Linked DNA regions of Homo sapiens: region 2 is linked to region 1. The links are chromatin loops, found by intact Hi-C in ENCODE. Cell type or tissue: gastrocnemius medialis. All regions are shown on one strand. Links, peaks and the distances in the headings refer to the core of each region. The heading gives the core; the rest is flanking DNA.

Region 1 (6,857 bases), core at 1,378-5,377:
TACACCTACACAAGATGATCCCCTAAGATACCAAATTATGCTATCTCCTTGTCTTAAAAACGATCACAGGGCCAGGCGCAGTGGCTCACGCCTGTAATCCCAACACTTTGGGAGGCTGAGGCAGGAGGATTACCTGAGGTCAGGAGTTTGAGACCAGCCTGGCCAACATGGTGAAACCCCGTCTCTACTAAAAATACAAAAAATTAGCCAGGCATGGTGACAGGTGCCTGTAATCCCACCTACTTGGGAGGCTGAGGCAGAAGAATCACTTGAACCCAGGAGGCAGAGGTTGCAGTGAGCCGAGATTATGCCATTGCACTCCAGCCTGGGCAATGAGAGTGAAACTCTATCTCAAAACAAACAAAAATGACCACAGCATGAGGCCTCGGGATGATGGAGAGCTGACCCTTTTCTTACCTCGGTGTGCACCGTCTGTCTCTGTGGGTGTCCTCAAAGCTCCCAGGACCGTGCCATGCTAGTAGCAGCTTCAGTCCCTCTGGGCCCAGCTGTAGAGGTGCCCTCAGGTCAGAGTACTGCAGATGGAACTCAGAAAACTTTGCAAAAGCAGGGGGGAAGAGGGGGCGGGCAGCTTCTGGGAGAGAGGGAGTCGGAGCCTGACAAATGGAGATACCTTGTGTGAGATCAGCAAAAGAGGAGACACAGACACTTGACCTGGTTTGGAATTATTGCAAATCTATCAGGCTCTGTGCAAATTGAGACCATAATTCAGATTGTTCATATCATCACCAGCATCCCCATTTCCATTAAGCCCTGCTGTTCATCTCTCCTGGGCCTGGCTCTGTCCAGCAGCTAATTGAAGGGGTCAAGCTAGCACTAAATCAACAATCCAGTCCAGATAGGTCAGCCCCCACCCCAGTCCTTCCAACTCAGAGGCTGTGGTTAACCTTGAACGGAATCTTATCTCCTCCTCAGCCTCAGGAGAAGCTTCAGTGGAAAGATGCTTGTTAACAGGGCATGGTGGAAAGGGTACTGGACTGGAGGCCGGAAGAAGTGGGTTTGAACCCCAACTCTGCATCTCACTAGCTCTGTGACCTTGGGCAAGTTATAGAAACTGCTGAAACCTTGGGTTTCTCGTCTGTAAAATGAGAAAGATAAAGGGCATACCTGCTCTATCTACCTCAAAGGGTGGTATTAGGCAAATGCTGAAACATAGGCCGAGATGCTTTGAGGTTTATAGAACACCATGCAAATGTGGGTGCTTGTGGGTGCTTCCCTACATGGCCTCCAGGGGTTGTGCCCAGTGAATACCTAGCATCTGTCCAGCTTCTGTTCAGGCTGGCCTTGTCTCAGGTTTGAGGCTCTGTCTCCCTGTGGATCATGTCCCCTCAAGTAGGAGACTCAGAGAAAGAGCATCAGGTACCAATAGGGCTGGCAGCAAATCTGCCAGGCTGAGCGCTGGGCCCTCTCCCCCGGCCCTACTCAGATGGAAAGGGAAGCGGAAAAGGACTTTTATTGAGCACCTACTTGACAGGCTCCTCACTGGCCATTCTTCCTGCGCTCATACACTCTCCTTACCAAATACTTTGAGGTAGCTATCATCATCTCCAGCTTTCAGAGGAAGAAAGTCAGTCATAAAGAAATTAACTCACTTGCCCGCGGTCGCCTAGCCAGTGAGTGGTGGGTCTGAATTAGATTCATTCTGTCTGCCTCAAAGCCTACCTCTTCCAACCTCACCTGCTGACTCTCAACAGACCTTTCTGTACTTTGTCCTGGGGCAGTCAGGGCCAGGGACCAAGTAGTCACCCTCAGGGAGCAGGACTCCTTGCCACAGAGGTAGGGGAATGCTAAGCACAGGTGAGGATTTCCGCCTGCTTTGGAGACTGAGGGCAGCAAGGCATCCTGGGGATTGCCCTGTACCTGTAAGCTCAGGTCTTGGTCCTGCCTGGGGTCAGCCCCCCATGCCTACCCTCTCCCACCTCAGCCCCCTATCTGTGGGTGCACCCATCTTGTTCCCCCTGCACACAGCCTAACTGGGCTCTGACCCATCAAGGAGCTAGGTGCAGGGCACTGTGCTCTAGCCCTTGTCCTCTAGCCCCGGGCCACAGGGTGTGTCCCCATCACTCACCGGGGAGCCAGTGCCAGCCTCATGGCCTCCGAGCAACACAAACCACCCACTGTGGCTGGGGCTCCTTTCCCAGTCCAGGATAATCATTTCAATGGAATGTTTTAAAGAGTCCTTTTCTAAATTAAACTAATAAATGGGATAGTAGCCGAGAGGCAAGAAGGGTCTCTGCTTAACATTGAAATAGAAATTAACCAGAAGGGGGAAAAATAATGTCCCCAGAGGTTATCAGGAGGCGATTTGAATCCTGTTCCCCTGTGGATGGAGTCATCTGAAGTCTAGCTGGGTCTGCCTGCTGTGAGGACCTCAGATGCTAAGGGGAAAATGAAGTCAGCTGCCACAGATGCCCCAACTCCCAGCTATGAGAAAAACTCTGGAAGGTGGACTTCATTTTCCATGTTTTATTCAAGATTTTTTTTTCAGATATGTCTCGTGCTCAGACTCTGAGATACCACAAAAGCATCCAAACCCAGCCTGTGACATTCACCCTCGTTCCTACCACCTCCCTTGCTGAGGAAGGTCCTTTGACTCTTCTTCCAGAGGAAAAGAATAAAAAATCAGAACCCAAATGGCTATGGAAAGGGCCCTCTCTACCCTTTCAGCTGGGACGGGTCATGGCCTTGTTCAGTGCCCACTGTGGGGGCTCTGGTTCCAGGACTGACTCAGGGCTACTTCAGCTTCTATCTGGCCATCTGACCGGGGTGGCATTCGAGGGGAAGTGACATAGCCTCCTGCCACTAGCCGGGAAGGGCCATCAGGTGAACAGCTGCCTCTGGTTGTCTGAGACACCTCATTAAGGTGACATTGGTAGCCACCTGCAGAGGCACAATTTGAGGTGTAGCTTACCCTGGTCTCACCTCTGCCCATCCAGGCTGCTGGCTGCTTCCTCTGCTCCTGGGGAGTTGGCCCCAGCCCACCAGGACCTCCTCTCAGCTTAATGTTCTCCTCCAGTTCCCCTTCCATGTGCTGACTGAGTATGGACCTCACCCGCAGCATACAAAGGTTTGCTGGTTGGTAGGCCAGACTATCAGGGCCCCTCACCCTTCTGGCTGCTCAGGTGTGACCCCTGCTGGTGGGAGTTGAGCTGGCCTGGGGGAACTTTTCTGGGACTGGTCGCTGTAGCTTTGAGTCTGTTTCTGGCAGGAGCAGGCTCTGCTGTGTTTGTGTACATTTGTTCAATCAGTGGACACCCGGGATTCCTGAGAAAGCTCCAAAGGCAGCTGTAGCCACAGTAGAGAGATAGCCATCCTGCCCTCTGCTAGGCTGGCCTCACGGGAATCATGTCACATAGGCCCCTCCAGGCCACAATCAGGGCTCCTTTAAGAAAGGCAGACTCTATACATCAAACCACAGCACCCTGTGCTCATCGAATCATGTGATAGGTAGAGAGGAATGCCCAGTCCTAGCCTTCCTATGGGACATTCCTTCTGATTGACACCAAGGCGTAATGACTGGTAGAAATTCAGTGCATTCATTATCTCCATGGGTACGTTTTTTAATGGAGAAGGGCCTGAAGCCAGCAATGATTTGACCTAATTCCAGAGCAAAGAGTTGGTTCCAGTGTCAAGCCTGCAATGGAGTGATGATTCTAGGATAGGGTTGGGCCAGAGCCTTTCTAAGAACACCAGTGGTAGCAGACGACACTACTTACGGAGTGCTTACTGCGTGCCAGGCATGCTCGTTTAAAATGATCTGCTAGTAAGCATCTTGCCGTCGTCCTGCATTTGAATTCTGATCTGTCACCTGGTAGCTGCGGTCTTTGGGCAAGCCTCTTACCCTCTCTGAATCTTAAGTCCTTCTGGAGGTAAAAAGACGTACTTCACAGAGGAATTGAGATGATTACATTTATATGATCCTTGTATGTGCTAATCACAAAGGCACAAGCCTCCTTGTCCAGTGATTAGCACATATTCAACATTCAATAAATGGTAGTAGCTCTTTCATTTCATCCATTTCCTTTTTCTTTTTTTTGTAAAATGAGCATGATTTTGTGAGGCTAAGTGAAAAAAATATAGGGTATTAGTGCTTTGCAAATTGGAAGGGGGATATGCGATGTGTTTATTATTGATGTGATTTCTCACCCTAGGCAGTAACACACTTCTCCCCTCACTGCAACCTCGGCCCCCAGCAGAGCAGCTCTCCTACCTTCTGAGTCTGGCCCCCATCTAGCAGATGAGAGGGAGAACACATCACGCTCAGGAGCCAGACAGGCCATGCAGCGGTACCATCCAATGTTGTTCCCTCCCAGAATCATCCCCAGATTCGCCTTTGACTCCTGTGATGGTATCTCATTGGATAAGCCAAACTGATTAGCCACGTCAGAAAGTTTTTTATTCCCAAAGTTCAGAGAGCACTCTCCACATTGCTTCTCTGTGCCTTTCTTTGTGAGAGGAAAGGAATTAGAGTGGATCGTATCAAGGTGAAGGTAAGTCCCATTCTCTCCCTGCTTCCCTGAGAGCCAGCCTGGACCTGCTCGGAGGAACACTATCTTCTTATAATTGCATTTCCTTTCTGTCCTCTAAAAGCTTTTGTGCACTACTCCTTCACCGATTCATAGTAATACACTATTTGGTCGGCCTTCTTTTCTCATTTCCTTTGCTTTATTTGGTGGCTGTTCTCGTTTTTTTGCAGACTCTACTCAAATACATTTGATATAAAGGAAAAAACTTAGGATTTAGCATCGGGAAACTCAGTTCTGACACTAGCAGGGTGATTTTGGTAAAATCACTTAACTCCTTTGTGCCTCTGTTTCCTTCATTTGGTAAAATGGGATTAATAATCAAATTACATAATAGACATTAAACTGCCTTGTAAACAATAAGTGCCATATAAAACTAGTTACAAGTCTCACAGCCTCTGAGTCCTCTTCCTTCTTGGCCTGGATCTTTTTCTTCCTAGCTACTCAATACAATGAAGACAGAGAAAAGCTAACATTTATTTAGAAACTGAATAACCAAAAAAAAAACAAAACCACTAAGTGCCAGGTGCATTTATATGTAGTATTCATTTAAGAAGTTTTCTCTTTGTTATGGAGATTTAAAAAACTTGCCTCAGTTTAATGTTATTGGTTCAACATTACACAATGATTAATCGGAGGATTTGAATTCCAATCTGTCTTGATTCAAGAAGCGAGGCTTTTCTGCTTGTGGTAGGAGGCTAAATAACGGCCCCTTGCAAATATGTCCATATTTTCATTTCCGGGACCTGTGAATGTTACCTCATATGGCAGAAGGGAATTTGCAGATGTGATTAAATTACAGATCTTGGGATGGGAACTTTATTCTGGATTATTGTGTGGGACAGATGTCACCACAAGTGTCCTTGTAAAAGAGAAGGTGCTATGAAGACAGTAGCAGAGAGAGATGGAGAAAGTGACCACGAGCCAAGAAATGCAAGAAATACAGCTGTGGTAGCTTGAAAAGCAAGGAAATGGATTCTCATCTAGAGTTTCCAGAAGGAACCAGCCTTGCTGACACCTTGCCTTTAGGCCAGTGAAACTGATTTCCAATTTCTCGCTTCCAGAATTAGAATAAATCTATGTTGTTTTAAGCCCCCAAGTTTGTGGTAATTTGTTATTGCAGCTGCAGGAAAAGAATACACCATTCTATCACGCTGTGCCCTTCACCATTTCATATCTCTTTGCCACCTAAAAGGTCCAAATTATAGCCTTTCCCAAGCTCTCCCATGTCCTAGGGTGACAGACTGTTCTTCCCAGTCAAAGCAATTGGCTGGCAAATACTTAACAGATACCTACTAGGAGACCAACCCTGTGTAAGACATTAGTTATCTGTGGTGCAACTCTAAAATGCAGTAGCTCAAAACAGTAAACATTTTATTACCTCCCACAGTTCTGTGGGTCAGGAAGCCAAGTGGTTCCGGTTCAGAGTCTCTCATGGGGCCTCAGTCAAGATGCTAGCTGGGGCTGCACTTATCTGGAGGCTTGCCTGCGGCTGGAGGATCTACTTTCAAGATGGAAAAAAAGGTTTAGGACTTAGCATTTTAAAATGTCTGACATTTCTTTCATTCTATAGTAAGTGATTCACGCAGTTGTTGGCAGACCTCAAGGGCTATTCATTGGCAGGAGGCTTCGGTTCCTCACCATATGGGCCTCTCCATTGGGCTGAGTGTCCTCATGACATGGCGGTTACCTTCTCCCAGAGTAAAAGATCACACAGAGAGAGGGGGGCGGGAAGATAGGAAGCACCATGTTTTTATGACCTACTCTCAGGAGTCATATATGCTGTCACTGCCGCCACATTCTAATTGTTAGAATCAAATCACTAAGTACAGCCCACATTCAAAAGGAGGAGAATTAGGCTCCACTTTTTAAAGAGACAAGGATTTGTGAACATATTTTAAAACCACCACCGGAGTTTATGGTAGAGATGACGGACCTGAATATTCCCACACTAGGAAACAACACAGGCCAGGCTCTAACAACAAGCAGAACTGAACTGTCTCTGGAGTGAGGATGCGGAAAGTGAAGGTGAGGACTCCAGTGGTCAGGGAAGTCCTCTGGGAGCCAGGTGTGGAAGAATGGGTAGGAAGTTAAGAAAAACAGACACCACCTCTAAAACACAATGAGAAGCAAATGGTGACAATGGGGAAGATGTAGTTGAAAAACAATGGGCCAGGCGTGGTGGCTCATGCCTGTAATCCCGGCACTTTGAGAGGCTGAGGCGGGTGGATCATGAGGTCAAGAAATCGAGATCATCCTGGCCAGCATGGTGAAACCCCCTCTCTACTAAAAATACAAAAATTAGCTGGGTGTGGT
Region 2 (6,857 bases), core at 1,171-5,170, 89 kb before region 1:
GCTCACTGCAAACTCTGTCTCCTGGGCTCAAGCAATTCTCCTGCCTCAGTCTCCTGAATAGCTGGGATTACAGACGTGTGTCACCACATGGCTAATTTTTGTATTTTTAGTAGAGATGGGGTTTCACCATGTTGGCCAGGCTGGTCTCGAACTCCTGACCTCAGGTAATCCACCTGCCTCAGCCTCCCAAAGTGCTGGGATTACAGGCGTGAGCCACCACGCCCGGCCAAAAAATTCATTCTTAAGTAATCAGTATGTCCTAGGCTTTACCCATTACTCACTGGGGAGTTTTGATATCTTGTATTCACAAGAGTATCCCAAATTTTCAATGTACAATGCCCCAACATACTTAGTGGTAGGAATCTCGGATTTTCTCAAGAGTCCTCCTGTGACAGCTACTGTATTCCTGGGAATCTCCAGGGACCCTTTCATGTCCAGCCTCAGTATCCCCCAGCCCCCACCAGTTTCTGAGTCCAAAGGCAGAAACTCTATGGCTCCCAGATGTTGGTTTCATGTTTAACCAGAGCCAGTTCACATGGTTCCAATTGCCCCTTTGTCCCATTCACTGTGGGTGTGCCTCCCGGTGCTGCAGACGGCCTCAAGCTGCTTTTGCCCATGCTGCCCATGGGTGCAGCATCACTGACCTCCTCTGGATTGTCAACTTCCATGGCTCCTTGTCTCTCTGGCCAGTGTGCAGTCACCTTCCTCTGTTTTTGCCCAACTCTGCCAGCTGGAGTTTCCAAAGCAGAACTATCTGACCCTTAATGCCTTTGTCTCTCCCACAGGACTCCTGAGCTCTAAGAAAGTCAAAGGATATACCTAGGCACCTGTTTCCAGTGTACTTGAACATTTTGCAACAGTTTAGAAGCTCTTAGAGTATACTGTGACCAGCAGTTAGGAGGCTGATTTGCTTGGAAGTGAGGAAATAAAGCAAACACAATAAGTACTCATGCTCTCACTTGCATTTTCAGGCAAAAAAGAAGGGAATGACAGGCAAGTGTGTACCCCCTTCTTATGTGAAGCTGTGGCCTGGGCTGTGGCCTGACCTGCGGCCCCTGGAAATCAGACCTTCAGCTCAGAAGTGAGACCCAAGAGGAGCCAACGTCTGTGTTTTGCACAAGATACAGAATGGTTGTTTGTCCACATTTTGGGGAATGAGTGGGCGGGAGCATCAAGGAACAGTTCAGTGCATTGAATCCTTGGGAGCAGCAGAATGCAAGAAAGGGATTTGAAGCAAATATCAGCAGCTGAGAACAGGGAGGTGGAAATCGGAAACCTGAGAGAATCCTTGAGACAAGAGTATGCATGAAGAGCAGGCTTCACAGGGAGACTTCAGAAGGGCTGTGCGCTAGAGGGGACCTCAGTGTGCCAAGCTGACTTGGAGTGGAATGACAGCAAGACAAGCCCTTGAAAAAATGTAGGGGTGGGAAGACAGTACCAGTATGAGGAAGCACAGGGGAAAAAAATGTGCATGATGATTTAAACTGCATTTGCACGGTGGCAGCGTCTGCCTGAGGGCAGAGGGGGCTGTAATTGAAGTTCCAGAAGCATGGAGACATTTAGTGGATGATTAACTCAGGAGATCCTTGTGTTTGTAGATGGAGCAAGGCAACTGACCTGGAGTGGGGGACAGCGAGGGATGCTTCTGGCTTCCCACTGCTCACTGGGAACCAGGTGGCAGCTCTTTGCTTTCTCCTTGTAGGGAGATGCTGGGCTTTGTGTTTACCCCAAAGACAAACACATTCCTCACAGTACTACCAATGCCTTGACTCAAGGGTCACACGGAATATGTCCAGTTGGGGGATGGATGTGTCCCACTCCTCTTGGAAGTCCTCGGTTGTGTCCTGGAGCAGGGCTGCCTGCAGTTTCTTCTAGCTAAGGAGTAGTGGATAACTGCATGAACAGATGAATGAATGGGTGAGAGTGTATGGAGGCCACAGAAGTCACTGTGAGCCTTGGAGGACACTGTCATTGTGACCAACCCCTGGCCTGCTTCTCAAAGGGTAAGTGTATTTGGGTCTCTGTCAGGGTCTGTAGGCTGTCTTGGGCAGTAATCCTCTTTGCCCTGACATCTGCTTTCTCTGGAGCAGTGGGGTTAGCCTCTCTCCATTTTGGGATGTGTGGGCAGGCAGTTAGTGCCTGGAAAAACGGAAGGGTAGGTTTTGTCTCATTCACACACCAAGGAAAGCTGAGAGAAGTGGGGGTGCAGGGGAGCTATTGTTTGTGTCTACCGTCTTTGCCTCAGGCTTTGGGATCCTTACGACAAACGTTGACATCACCAAGGTTAATTCCCTGATTGTATTAGTCCATTTTCACGCTGTTGATAAAGACATATCTGAGTCTGGGTAACTTACAAAGAAAAAGCAGTTTAATGGACTCACAGTTCCATGGGGCTGGGGAGGCCTCACATCATGGCGGAAGGTGAAACACACATCTTACATCACAGCGGCAAAGAGAGAATGAGAGCCAAGCAAAAGGGGTTTCCCCTTATAAAACGATCAGCTCTCGTGAGAGTTATTCACTGCCATGAGAACAGTATGGGGGAAACAACCCCCACGATTCAACTATCTCCCACCGAGTTCCTCCCACAACACATGGGAATTATGGGAGCTTCAATTCAAGATGAGATTTGGGTGGGGACATAGCCAAACCATATCACTGATGCACAGGCTCACATAACCCCAGAAAACACTGGCGAGGTGGGGGTTATGTGGTACAGAATTGCTTTCTATAGCCAGGTCCTCAGGGAGCCTGGGTCTCCCTTCTGCTTCTCCCAGAAGTAGAGGCAGCTGGAGCAGACCTCACCTGATACCTTCCTGCCTGCCACCCAGACCTACACAGAAGGCCCTGGAGCAGCCTCGGCAGCAGGCTGCTGTTTCCACTGGCTAAAGAATAGTCCCAGTCAGAGGACTCCTGGGCTGATGATGGGTGGATGCCTCCTCTTCTGTCTTTTTCTGTCCTCCAGGAACTCATATTTCCTGGTGCAGAAGGGGAAATTAAGCAAACCACTATCATAGATTTACTTTGATTGCACAGAAGTATCTCATCTGCATATATTAGAGTCATATAGGCAATAGCCAAGTACATTAAAAGCATGTTTTCTCAAAATAGAAATCTTCTGGTTTCAGAGAAAAGTTTGACATTGGTGTCTCTTGGCCCATAGATACCTGATAATCACAATGAGCAGATGGAACCTTTCTCATCTGACCTCAGAGGGGCCCAGAGAGGTGCTACTACTGTTTCCCGTAGTCTCCATAACTGCCTGCCACAAGGCTTGACATTCCCACGATATCCATTCATTTAGATTTAAGGAACTGAAGCTCCTTTTAAAAATGTAAATGTTGTCTGGGAAGGGTAACATATTAAACCATAATTTGCATTAGCTTGAATTAATTTATCAGGTTAGCATTAGTCTCCAATGAGTGCTCAGAAGAAGTGGAAATTGGTTTTGATTGGGGCTGAGGAGGGGAGCTGAGGGACACAGCAGGGAAGGCAGGGCAGGTAAAGCCCTCACAGGGAAGGGAGGCCTGAGCCCACACACCAGCTGTCTGGCTGGGGATGCAGAGCTATGAGCCAGGGCACTGGAGCCAACCTTGTATGCAGTTGCTTTTTCTAGGGACCAGCCTATCAATCATACACATGCCACCAATGCTTTACTTGGTAGTGTCATGATTGCCACATCTGTTTCATCTCCTCTGCCAAAGCCAAGCCTTAGCTTCCTTTGCACCAGTTCTTCTGACTGTTCTCTGCACATGCACGGCGATATCCTTAAGCCAAGGACTAAGTCATCTGATGAAATTGCAGAGCGGCTGGTTTGTTTTGTTGAATACTATTAAAATGAAGAGTGCAACCCAAGTATCCATGGCTTCTATCAGATAGGGGAACAAATGGGGCATCTTTTTTTTACTAGCTCATACTTCTACCTGCTAATGCAGGGCCTCTAGACCATTTCAAAGTCTCGGCCAGTGCGGGCGGGACTGAGACAGAATACGTGGAGCTGCTCTTGTTTATTCAGGGGCAATTCCTCATGAGGGGCCCCCTTTTGCCTGGGGGCTTGGGGATAACTCAGTCCTTGTGACCTTTACCTATTCTCTGTGGTGGGCAGAGCTGGTTCCTGGGGAAGAGGTGAGTGCACAAAGGGCTGAGGAGCTTCTTGGGAAAAGAGACCTAGACCAACCCCTTCTCTTTTGAAGTTCAATGGTATTAGAACTTCTCTGACAGGTTGCAATGGCCTTGAATTGAGGTTCCCGGACATGAGAGAAAGGAGGTCCTGAGGGGACTCACCATAAGGGCAGAAGAAGTGAGGGCCTGTGCTCAACCCTGAGGCCTAGGCACATCCTTAATTCCATTAACCTCACCCTACCTTTACACATGTGGCAAAAAGTCAATGCTGGTTAAGCCCAAGTCTGCTCCTTCACCCCTGCCCTTGAGTGGTGCACAGTGGCTGGGGAAAAACCCAAAATAAGATCCAGATCCTACTGTGGCTCATGTGATGTGATGTGATTTGTATTCTGCCTATGTCTCTGGCCTCATTTCATAATGTGTCCCTGGACTCACTTTGCTCCGGCCACCCTGGCCCTAAACCATGCACACATGGTTCCCACCTCAGGGTCTTTGCACATTTGCACATTCCCACCTCAGCGTCTTTGCTCTTTCCATGTGAAATGTTTCCTCCTCAGATTTTGCATACCTCATTCCTCACTCCATTCAAGTTTCTGTGCCTTCCTTTCTCAGAGAGCCTCCCCTAGCCTCTCTGTAACCCTGATCCCCACCCCATCACTCTCTATCCCTTGCCCTTCATTGACATTTCTGTACCTATGTTTATCTGTTTATTTTCTGTTACTCCTATATCTATGAATGTAAACTCCAAGTGCCTAAAAGAATGCCTAGCATGTTAGTAGATGCTCAACAAATACTGTTTGAATGAATAATAAATGCAAGAAAGTGAAAAATTCCAAAATTCTGACTATAATCACAAAATGGCAGTATAAAGTGTTCTGAGATAAAGTGGATAGCGGGATGCCATTTCATGACATTGACCACAAGGTAAAAAAAATAGATGGTAGGAAGCCCAATAGGTAACAATGATTACAGAGGCGCCACCATAGGAATGAGAAGGAAAGGGAATGGAAGTTGAGCTAAGGAGCAGTGTCAGATACTGTAGATGTCTCTCCCTTAAACTGGACTTCTGCAACAGCTCTTATCAATTCCCCTGCTATTCTTTCCCAGGCGACTTCTAATACCCTCATGGAGAAGTGCTCTTGCAGGTTGCCACTCAGAGTTACCAGGCATTCCCAGATAAACTGAAGCCAGAAGCAGGCTCAGCATTGGCTCAAGCTCGAAGCTCCCACTGTGGAACAATCTTAGGACCCTGTAGGAAAAAGCCGTTCCATCCTGTGGTGGTCATGGAAGAATATAAGGGGAAGGGGCCTTTAAAAGTTACAGCAAGGGTATTCTGACCTCTTGAAGGACATTGGCACTTTTGTTTTCATTTTAAGTGAGTGCATTTGGCTTTTTCCCTCTACGTCCTTTTAGAGTCCCAGGCTAAGCAGAGAACAGAAAGGCAACTCATAACCCCGGGACAGAGCACTGGATACGTTGTGGAAAAAGCTCCTCTATACAGTGACAAACAATAGGATGTTGCACGATGCTTTCTTCCAACTAATAGGTTCTGAGCAGATCAGGCCCAGGGTGGGAGATAATCTGAGGCAACTACAGATTCTTGGGGAAAGACCTGGGTGAAATGTGAATTCTTCTTGGCTTCAATAGCCTATAATAAAAATAATGACAACAATCATAGAACCAGAGGTCATAAGCTTTGTCAAAACAGGCTTGTTGGTCTTTTTCAAAAATTTTTTTTTACCATTATAACAAGCAGTAGTGCTCAATAAATATTTGTTGAATAGACAAATGAAAAAAATTTATAATACTGACTTGACAGATATAGAGTAGGTGTGTAAGGAAAATGTGAGACATTCTTACTTTCTGCGCAGATGAAACTGACCTTGGTAAAAAATCTGCCCCTCTGGGATCTCTAGAATACATTGATGGGTGGTAGGAGAAGCATTCCTGGAGTGTTTTATACCTGTTGTCACCTGGGATTCGGGATTGGGGCAGAAGTAGGGAGATATAAGTAAGTACTTAGAAAAGAGATTCTTAAACCCTTTCTGTACAACAAAACTCCCTTGAGGTTCTGGGCAAAGTATGATCCCTATGCCCTGGAATATTAACATGCACACAGAGGAAGCGTGGGGTGAGTAGTAAAAGAATGTCACCTATGACCTATATTAATCACTGATTCCCTTTTTCTCTTTCTCTTTCCCTTTCTCTACAACAAGGTTTCTCTACCCTGCCACTATTGACATTTTCGGCCAGGTAATTCTTTGTTATGATAGGGAAGATGCTTGCCCGTGTACTGTAGGATTTTTCACATCATCCCTGGCCTCTATCTACTGGGTACCTGTAGCACTTCCCTAGTCATGAGACTCAAAAACGTCTTTACACGTTGGGGGCAGACTCACCCAAGTTGAGAACCACTGCTCTACTGTTTTATGTGAGAACTGTTGGTCCTCATATGACTTACCAGCCAGGTAAGGCTGGGACCCTGGACCTAAAGGGTTACAGTGACCTTTGTTTGTGTCTCTGGCAACAGCCTCTTCTCATCTGTGGCTCCAGCTCCTGCTGGGCAGGACCACTGTGATTCTAGCTTTTTTGTTTTTTTTTTTTTTTTTGAGACGGAGTTTTGGTCTGTTGCACAGGCTGGAGTGCAGTGGCACAATCTTGGCTCACTGCAAGCTCCGTCTCCTGGGTTCAAGCAATTCTCCTTCCTCAGCCTCCCGAGTAGCTGGGATTACAGG

The links. A loop is a pair of places that touch in the nucleus more often than their neighbours do. Peaks named below come from ENCODE experiments on the same cell type or tissue, not always from the same donor. Only the 100,000 strongest peaks of a DNase experiment are listed, where the experiment ranks them.
Region 2: it touches region 1 in a loop (4-fold over the local background); 2 of 110 quality-filtered maps call a loop at or near these places.

What each region holds. Positions count from the first base shown.
Region 1 is chr11:112,552,748-112,559,604 of GRCh38, forward strand. It overlaps LINC02764 (long intergenic non-protein coding RNA 2764), which reads right to left and starts at 3,055. Exons shown (of 4, transcript NR_104155.1): 1 at 2,930-3,055; 2 at 418-614. In gastrocnemius medialis, for the core only: a CTCF peak has its summit at 3,154 (motif pointing left); a DNase peak (open chromatin) is centred at 3,068.
Region 2 is chr11:112,464,285-112,471,141 of GRCh38, forward strand. LOC107984389 (a long non-coding RNA gene) reads left to right here and starts at 668. Exons shown (of 3, transcript XR_001748387.1): 1 at 668-2,003. In gastrocnemius medialis, for the core only: no CTCF peak of the experiment used is centred there; a DNase peak (open chromatin) is centred at 3,617; H3K27ac peaks cover 896 bases.